Linked DNA regions of Homo sapiens: region 1 is linked to region 2. The links are chromatin contacts, found by Hi-C or POLR2A ChIA-PET in ENCODE. All regions are on one chromosome and are shown on one strand. Each heading gives the region's core, a stretch centred on a gene start or an enhancer-like site at or near the end of the contact. The rest is flanking DNA. Distances are from core to core; before and after follow the strand shown.

The links. A loop is a pair of places that touch in the nucleus more often than their neighbours do. ChIA-PET counts read pairs that join two places held with the same protein, here RNA polymerase II (POLR2A).
Region 1: a map of posterior vena cava shows a loop between it and region 2 (14-fold over the local background). The contact joins two enhancer-like sites. A Hi-C loop is called at or near these places in 1 of 168 maps with a recorded cell type or tissue (posterior vena cava). POLR2A ChIA-PET finds 5 or more read pairs at or near these places in 1 of 52 experiments (activated B cell).

What each region holds. Positions count from the first base shown.
Region 1 is chrX:47,634,580-47,639,205 of GRCh38, forward strand. ELK1 (ETS transcription factor ELK1) reads right to left here. Exons shown (of 7, transcript NM_001114123.3): 4 at 4,316-4,626; 5 at 3,172-3,603; 6 at 2,434-2,535; 7 at 942-2,348. The coding sequence ends at 2,250. Among named protein-coding and RNA genes, the nearest start is that of CFP, 7.0 kb to the left of the region's middle. Within about 2 kb of position 3,377, at least 5 of the 41 ENCODE cell types and tissues checked have a DNase peak (open chromatin) inside an H3K27ac peak, as active enhancers do.
Region 2 is chrX:46,776,684-46,780,853 of GRCh38, forward strand. No RefSeq gene overlaps it. Among named protein-coding and RNA genes, the nearest start is that of SLC9A7, 20 kb to the left of the region's middle. Within about 2 kb of position 1,653, at least 3 of the 41 ENCODE cell types and tissues checked have a DNase peak (open chromatin) inside an H3K27ac peak, as active enhancers do.

The DNA of each region.
Region 1 (4,626 bases), core at 2,127-4,626, 860 kb after region 2:
TCATAAACAGTTCCTTGTCCCTCTCCCTTGCATGCCCAGTGATGTGGTCTCTCACACCATGTCAGTGGCTCCGTCCGGCTCACCGTCATTTTCTCTCCTACTTTCTCACAGTCCCTGAACCTGTGGGATAGACTGTGGTAGTAATGGTAAATCGATTTGCAACTAGTTTCAGGTGTACACACACACACACACAGCCTGTCACACTCTCCCAGTCACAGCCATTCGTTTTTCTCAGTCTTTGCTGCAGTCTCTCACGCCTGCTTTCGTACACACAATTGCACCTTCTTGTATCTTTGGTCTCGGTCACTGGTTTGGTCTCCCAGCCATTCTCTCCCGTACAATCAAGTTCGCACCCATACAGTCTTACAGCTTTAGCTGACACTACAGCCTCAAGTAAACAGTTTTGCACATCATCTATTTCTCAAACGTTGAGTCGCCTACAGTGAGGTTTGTCACCTACACAATCTTTGCCACAATCCCTGACAACCTCTACTGTAGTTTCATGCCCACGTAGTCTCTCACATGTGGTTTTGGTCACCCAGTCTGTCTTGCTCGCCATCAAACAGTGACAGGGCTGCAGTCCCCGTTCCCTTCTCGTAGACATTATTTTGTGCATACCATCACAGGTTCTTGTACAGTACCTTGACTATTCATCCAGGCTCAGTTATTTTCTGAAACACAGCCACAATTTCCCACATAGACACACCATCAAAAGTCTGTGGTCACAACTTCTGCACACTCTCACACACAATCACAGCTTTCCACGTCTCTGACACACACATGGTTACCGATATGCAGTCCCTACTATTGTTTCTCACACACGCCATCACACCGTTTCTCTCACAATCGACCTCTGCCTCACACCCTCCACACACAGTCATGCGTGTCACGCTCAGCTAGTCCTGACAACATCAGAGAAAAAGTGCCAGCAGCCTCCAGCATCACTTTGAAAAATATATATTTACAGGAACAATTCCCCATTCTCTGGGACTCTTTAGAAAAAAAAAAGGTCCATTTTGGGGAAGTAAAACAAACAGTGGAGACGAGTGTAGCACTGTCCCCCAAATCACCAACCCCCAGGTCCCAAGGCCTGGGCTGGGCCAGCGCTAACAGGTGAGCCCAGGAGTCTTTTGAACCCACTCTCTCTTGCCTAGAATAGAGACAGGACAGGCTTTATGTCCCCCATTCCTCCCTCCCAACTCCAGGGACATTGAAAGGGTCCTTTGTACCCGCCCGCAGGAAATTGGGGGGCTGGGAGGGAGGGAACTGAAAATTCATGTTTGGTATCAAAAATAAACACTTGGAGTGGGGGAGGCGGCAGGAAGATTCCCCCCCAAATCCCTTCCTTCCCACCCACCCCACCAAATATAGGAAGAGATGACTCCCTCTCCCCTATTGAAAAGCCCCATTTAAAAATAGATTATACTATCAAAATGGCAGCGGGGGAGAGACAGGGAGACCTGGAGTACTGGCTGGAGGGGCCCCCCAGACGGGGACCACCCCCCAAAAAAACCCTCCATTGGGAGGAAACAGGCAGGACCCCAGGGAGGTTGGCAGACAAAGGAATGGCTTCTCAGGGGGAAGAACAAAAGGGACATTCCTCCCTGGCCAAAAAGTTGGTTGAAAAGGATAAGCTGTCTGAGAGAAAGGTTGGGGAGGTGGAAATTTCTATTCCAAGGGTGTGATTCTTCCTTGGCCAAGACTCCCAACCCATTAAATGGTACAAATTCTTCCTGGACCCCTGAGTATGGCCAGGAATAATAAAACAAAACAAACTAACTCTTCTACTCACATCCAAAAACGCAGACAGGGCTCCCTCATCTCCCCAAGGGCAGGCTGAGAAATAAAGAAAGAAAGGTCGTTCTCAAGCCAGACCTCGATTGTCTTGTCTTGGGGAAAAAAGTGGGGAGGTGGGGGAGATGTCCTAACCACCCTAAAAGGTTAGGTCAGGCTCCTCCCAGTGGCCTTCAAAAAATAAATAAATAAACCGCCCCTACCATTGAAGTAGGAGACGTGTAAGGGCGGCCACTGGGGGACTGACAGAAAACAGAGAAGTTGTGGAAGCTGTGTGTTTTCTGTGGAGGAGATAATGAGAGTTACTCTTGGGAGTAATTCTTCCCAAGGATCCCCACCCCACCACAATCAGAGCATGAGTCTTTCAGTTGAACTATGTTTCTCCTTGAGATGGCTGGCTGGAGAGAGCATGGATGGAGTGACCCCAGAAGGGGTGGTGGTGGTGGTGGTAGTAGTCATGGCTTCTGGGGCCCTGGGGAGAGCACCACGGGGGTCGAGAGGCCATCCACGCTGATAGAAGGGATGTGCACCTGGGCGCTGCCACTGGATGGAAACTGGGGGCAAAAAGAGGGAGAGGTCACAGATGGGGGCCATTCTTGGGTCTCTCACCCTGTCCAAAACGGGGAAAGAGGATCCTACCTGGAAGGAGAGCTTGGCCGGGCTACGGGGCGCAATGGGACTCAGGGTGCTCCAGAAGTGAATGCTAGGAGGCAGCGAGCTGGGTGTCAGCAGCACCGGGGTCTGTGGGGAGAGGGTGGTCGGAGCTCAAGTGAGTAGAAAGTAGATGTGGGATGCTGGAAGGGACTTGGTCCCGGCCCCACCACAGATTTCCCACTCACACTCCCAGGGTCACTCCCCAAAGTGCACACACCTAGATGGTAACCATGGAGGCCATGCCTATGATCTCTCAAACTCTGCAGACACCCCCCACTCCCCACTCCCGAGAGCCCACCCTCAGTTGCTGAGACCTCATTGGTCAAGACCACCCACAAGACCCTATCCAAATGCTGCTCTCAAACCTCTCAAGTCACCATCCCAACAGCTCAGGGTCAACTTCCAACTCATGTCCCACCCATGAAACCCCATATGCACATCCCAGACCAAAAAGCCCTGCTCAGGTTCCTTAAGCCACACCCCAACCTAGAAACAGTCCCACAGAAAGACCCTCGGTCCCACCCACAAAAGTCCCCAGCCCTGCCCTTCACTAATCAAACCCCATCCCTCCAGCCAGCATCAGCCCAGTCAATCACACTCAAAGGCTCCACCCTCTTCAGGAACAACCACACTCACCCTCCTCTGATTCCTGTCAGTCACCCGCCACATGCCAATCCCATTGGTGCTGGCGCCCACACACCCCACCCCTCCGCAGGCACTCACCAATGTATGCGTAGGAAGCAGGGATGGGGTCAGCGCCGGCCCCGGAGCCTGGAGGCCGGAGCCACTTCCCGATCCTGGGGTCCGTTCGGGTCCCGGCCCACCTAGCAGGCTCGGGCTGAGTGGAAGCTCTAGGTCCCGGGGCTTCCGGCCCTTCTGCGGCTGGGAGATCTCAGGGCTGGAAGCCGCATGGCCGCCCGCCTGCCCTGCGGTGTCCATAACAACCGCGGGCAGCCGGGCTGGCACGCCCTCCTGTGGAGGGACTTCTGGCTCGGCCTTGGTGGTTTCTGGCACAAACCCTCTCTCCCCCGCAACTTCCAACTCTTCCTTGGGCCCTTCTACTTTCACTTCTGGGGGCAAAGCCCGGCCCAAACCCGGCTCCACATTAAGCTCTTCCGATTTCAGGTTTGGGGCCTCGGGCGGGGTCAGGATGACCTGGTAGAGGAGCAGGCACAAAGAGGGTGTGTAAGGATTGTTGGGACCACAGGATTCTCCTGTGGGCCACCCAGTGATTTCCCCGGGAAGGTGGCACTTGGTACTCAGGGCATGACTGCACATCAGAGCAAGTCCTCCAACAGGACATAGGACTTCGTCAAGGAAGTAGGGCTTCCTCTGGGGCAGGTCCTCCTATGGGACAGGGGACTTGGGGTGAGACAACCTGAAGCGGGTAGGAATCTGAGGGATACCATCCTCATTCATTAAAACAGTGGTTCTCAAAAATTTACCTTCCTCTGGACCAGCAATATCTGCCTCATTTGGTAACAAGTTAAAAATGCAAATTATTGGGCCCCTCCCCAGCCCCACAAATTCAGAAACTCTGGGGGTGTGCCTGGCAATCTGTGGTTTAACAAGACCTACAGGTGATTCTGATGAGCACTAGAGTGCGAGAACCAGTGCATTAAACATATTCCAGGCACCTACATGTTCGGCAGCTACTAACTGTAGCACAGTATTCTCCCCTTTCTGTCTCAGGATTTGTGTAGCTCTCTGCCCCACCCCTCCTTCTAAGAGGATGTCTTCCTTCCACCATTATCTCCTTTAACGGGACAGCTATGTCTCTTCTACCAGCCTCCCTCGTCATCCGGGGATTACACATCCCTCCTCTTTACTGCCTCCTCTTACTGAATTTCTATATTCCAGTCCTTACCTGCAGAGGCAAGCCGGCCTCTTCAGCCTCCAGACAGGCCTCCAAGGGGCTTGGACTGGTGCTCCTGCTCCCCGAGGGGGGCGCTGCTGCCCCTGCAGGAGCTGCACTGGGGAGCACCACAGCAGGCCGAGGATGAGGGGGTGGCTGCGGCTGCAGAGACTGGATGGTGAAGGTGGAATAGAGGCCCGAGCGCATGTACTCGTTCCGGCTGCTGCGTGCCAAACCGCCTGGGCCTGCCATTCCTGCACCCTTGGGTGTGCCTGGCTTTCCAGAGACAGTGTCCCCTGGGGCGGCATGTATAGCAGCAGGGG
Region 2 (4,170 bases), core at 403-2,902:
GCAGGAGAATCGCCTGAACCCAGGAGGTAGAGGTTGCAGTGAGCCAAGATCGTGCCATTGCATTCCAGCCTGGGCAACAAGAGCGAAACTCCATCTTAAAAAAAAAAAAGAATGCCTTAACTAAAGCATTTTTGGGTTTGTTAAGGAGGTTAAGGCATTCTTAGTCACAGGATGACAGGAGGTTGGCACAAGATATGGGTCATAAAGACCTTGCTGATAAAACAGCATGAGGTAAAGAAGCTAGCAAAATCCCACCAAAACCAAGATGGCAACAAAAGTGACTTCTGGTTGTTCTCACTGCTCATTATATGCTAATTATAATACATTAGCATGCTAAAAGACACTCTCACCAACGCCATGACAGTTTACAGATGCCATGGCAACATCCAGAAGTTACCCTACATGGTCTAAAAAGGGGAATTGCCCTCAGCTCTGGGAATTGCCCACCCCTTTCTCATAAAACTCTGGAGTAATCTACCCCTTGTTTAGCATATAATCAAGAAGTAACAATAAGTATCCTTAGTCGAGTAGCTCAAGCCACTCCTCTGCCAATGAAGTAACCATTCTTTATTCCTTTTCTTTCTTTCTTTTTCTTTTCTTTTTTTAGATTGTTTCACTCTTGTTGCCTAGGCTGGAGTGCAATGGCACAATCTCGGCTCACTGCAACCTCTGCCTCCTGGGTTCAAGTAATTCTCCTGCCTCAGCCTCTCCAGTAGCTGGGATTACAGGCACTCACCACCGCACCCGGCTAATTTTTGTATTTTTATTAGAGACAGGGTTTCACCATGTTGGCCAGGCTGGTCTCGAACTCCTGACCTCAAGTGATCCATCTGCCTCAGCATCTTAATAGAGCTGGCTTCACTTTACTCTAGGGACTCACCCTGAATTCTTTCTTATGCAAGATCCAAGAACCCTCTCTTGGGGTCTGGATCAGGATCCCTTTCCAGTAACAGCATCGCTTAGAAGATGAGTGTGAGAGGCAGCGCTGATGGTCAATCTGACCAGATCATATCATTGTGTTGAGATTTACCTCTTCTACTTGCTTGCACAGCCTTTATAGTTATAAGCATAAAACATCATTATCTGCTAATGAATGAAATAAAACAACAGAAGTGGAAGGGATACCTGTGGGTAGCAGTTTACTGTTGCTCTAGGGAGCGAAAATTTGTACTGTTTTTAAGTGGCAGAGAAAAATAGTAGGGGCAATGTTTTTCTTGTGTGGGAACTTGTATCAGGGACTTTGCACGTGCTGTTCCCTTGGCTGAAAATATCTTACCACCCTATCTCTCTGCCTGCCTCTCTGCTGGCTCCTTCTTAGCCTCCAAGTTTCAGTTTACACATCACTGTCACAAAGAGACCTTTCCTGTCGACCCTATCTCAATGCGCCTCTTCCCCTGCCAGTTACTACTACAGCGCTCTCTTTAATTCTTTCTCAGCAGTGTTCACAATCTGCTGCTATCTTGGTTTGGCTTATTTGTGTGTTTGTGTCTCTCCCATTACATTAACATTAAGCTTTGAGATCAGAAATATTATCTGTCTTGTTTACCCCACAAAGAGCTTGGCAGATTCTAGCGGCTTGTGAAAGGAAAATAAAAACGCAGGACACCAATTCACTGCCAAAAGGAAAAAATGAAGCTGAAAGCTGAGTCATGCCAGAAGCTGCCTTTCCCTTTGTTCCTAAGCTGATAGCTACAGATAAAAGGTTAAATATCTCTGCAGGTAGCTACTCTGTGTTCACCTTATCTTATGTACAGTGATTTACTGAGTGAGAGACGAATACATAATTGACTCTTCCCCTACCTGCTCCTTTTCTCTTGCAACATGTGAATATCATACCCTCCTCCCTCTTTCCCCTCCAGCCTGCTTTTCCCCTTTAAAAACTGAAGCCCTCAAAATCATCTTTGGAGAAAGGCACAGACCACAGACTGTTTCTGTGATTCTCTGTTTCCTCTCCTCCGGGCATGTCCTTAACCTTGGTAAAATAAACTTCTAAATGGATTGAGACCTGTCTCAGATACTATTTGGTTTACATGCTCAATATATATTTTTTAAATGAAAACATTGTTATCTCCATGGCTAGAGAGTAAATATAGATGATGTTCTTCCTTAGGCACTCTTCTTTTTAATCTGCTTTAATATGAATTTAGAAATGTGGCCAGGCATGGTGGCTCACACCTATAAGCCCAGTACTTTAGGAGGCCAAGACAGGAGGATCGCTTGAGCCCAAGAGTTCAAGACCAGCCTGGCCAATGTGGCAAAGCCACGTCTCTACAAAAAATACAAAAATTAGCTGGGCGTGGTGGTGCGCGCCTGTAGTCCCAGCTTCTTGGGTAGCCAACACAGGAGGATAGCTTGAGCCCAGGAAGTCGAGGTGGCAGTGAGCTGAGATGGTGCCACTGCAATCCAGCCTGGAGATCGTGACAGTGAGACCAGGCACGGGGGCTCACGCCTGTAATCTAGACGGCAGACCTTTTAAAGAAATTAGTAAAATTATTTTAAAGAAGCTGTGGCATAATGGTTAAGAGCACAAGCTTTAAAGCCAGACTGCTTGGGTTTAAGCCTGGGCTCTACCATGAACTGTCTGTATGACCCTAGATACATTATTTACTTTCTTTGTGCCTCACTGTCTTCATATGTAAAATGGGGATAATAGTACCTATCTCACTATCTAATGAAGGCTAAATGACTTAACATACATAAAGGACATAATAGACATTCAGTATATATTTACTACATTAGTAGATCACTTCAGTGTTTAAACACATCTTTAATATCAAAATCTTCCCTATATGTTAAAGCAGTGTTCTTGAAATATACTACAGGCTATCAGCAGAATACCCTGCTTTGCTTTGCTTTCCTTCCTTCCTTCCTTCCTTCCTTTCTTCCTTCCTTCCTTCCTTTCCTTCCTTTCTTCCTTCCTTTCCTTCCTTCCTTCCTTTGAGACAGAGTCTCACTCTATCGCCCAGACTGGAGTACAGTGGCATGATCTCGGCTCAGTGTAGCCTCCGCCTCCCGGGTTTAAGCGATTCTCCTGCCTCAGCCTCCTGAGTAGCTGGGATTACAGGCATGCACCAACACAGCGGGCTAATTTTTGTATTTTTAGTAGAAACAGGGTTTCACCATGTTGATCATGCTGGTCCCGAACTCCTGACCTCAGGTGATTAACCCGCCTCAACCTCGCAAAGTGCTGGGATTATAGGTGTGAGCCACCTTGCCCAGCCTACACTAATTTTCTTAATACTCCTGTAGGTCCAGCGTTTTCAGTGGATAACTGCAAATGTCCATTTCTTTCGAGAAACAAACCTTCTTGGCAGTTTTGAGAGAACTTGATAGCTCAAGTCTCATTGTCAAATCACAGTGGGAATTTGGCTATGAAAACAATTACTGTATTAGTTTGAACTTTTGTGGCTTCAAGTGCCAGGAAACTCAGCTCAAACTTGTTTAGCATCATATAATAATAATGATAATAATCCTTCGTAACAGCACTAGACACAGAGATGCACCACCCGGATCCCCCTCAAGGGAAGGACTTGCTGCACAGCTGCAGGGACTGCAGTCGCCAGATAGCTCCAGCTCCAGTTTGTCAGTTTCTTCTGGGGCTGCCTCTGGTGGGGAGAGCCATCTCCCTTGAAGTCATACCCTCTCTATACAACCCACATCCAATGACTGTGTGAGGCAGAGCTGTAAACACCCACCTTGAGACAACTCTGACTGAAAATACTTCCAGAGCTCCCTGCTGGACTGGCTAAGGCTTCATCAGACCTGCTTCAGCATCGTTCGGCATCGCTCAGCATCGCTCGGCCCAATCCTGTGTCATCCTTCTTTCACAGGTATTATCCCTTCCTTATAAACACTTTGCATCCCGAACTCCATCTCAGTGTCAGCCTCTGAGGGACCCAGCCTGCCACAGTAACTGTTTAGTCAGGGTTTTCCAGAGGGACAGAGCCAATAGGACATATGTATATATGAAAGGGACTTTACTAAGGAGAACTGGCTCACGCGATCACAAGGCAAAGTCCCATGACAGGCCGTCTGCAAGCTGAGGAAAGAGAGAAGCCGGTAGTGGCTCAGTCGGAGTCCAAAAACCTCAAAACCAGGGAAGCCGACAGTGCAGCCCCCAGTCGGAGGCTGAAGGGCCTGAGAGTCCCCGGTAAGCCACTGGTCCAAGTC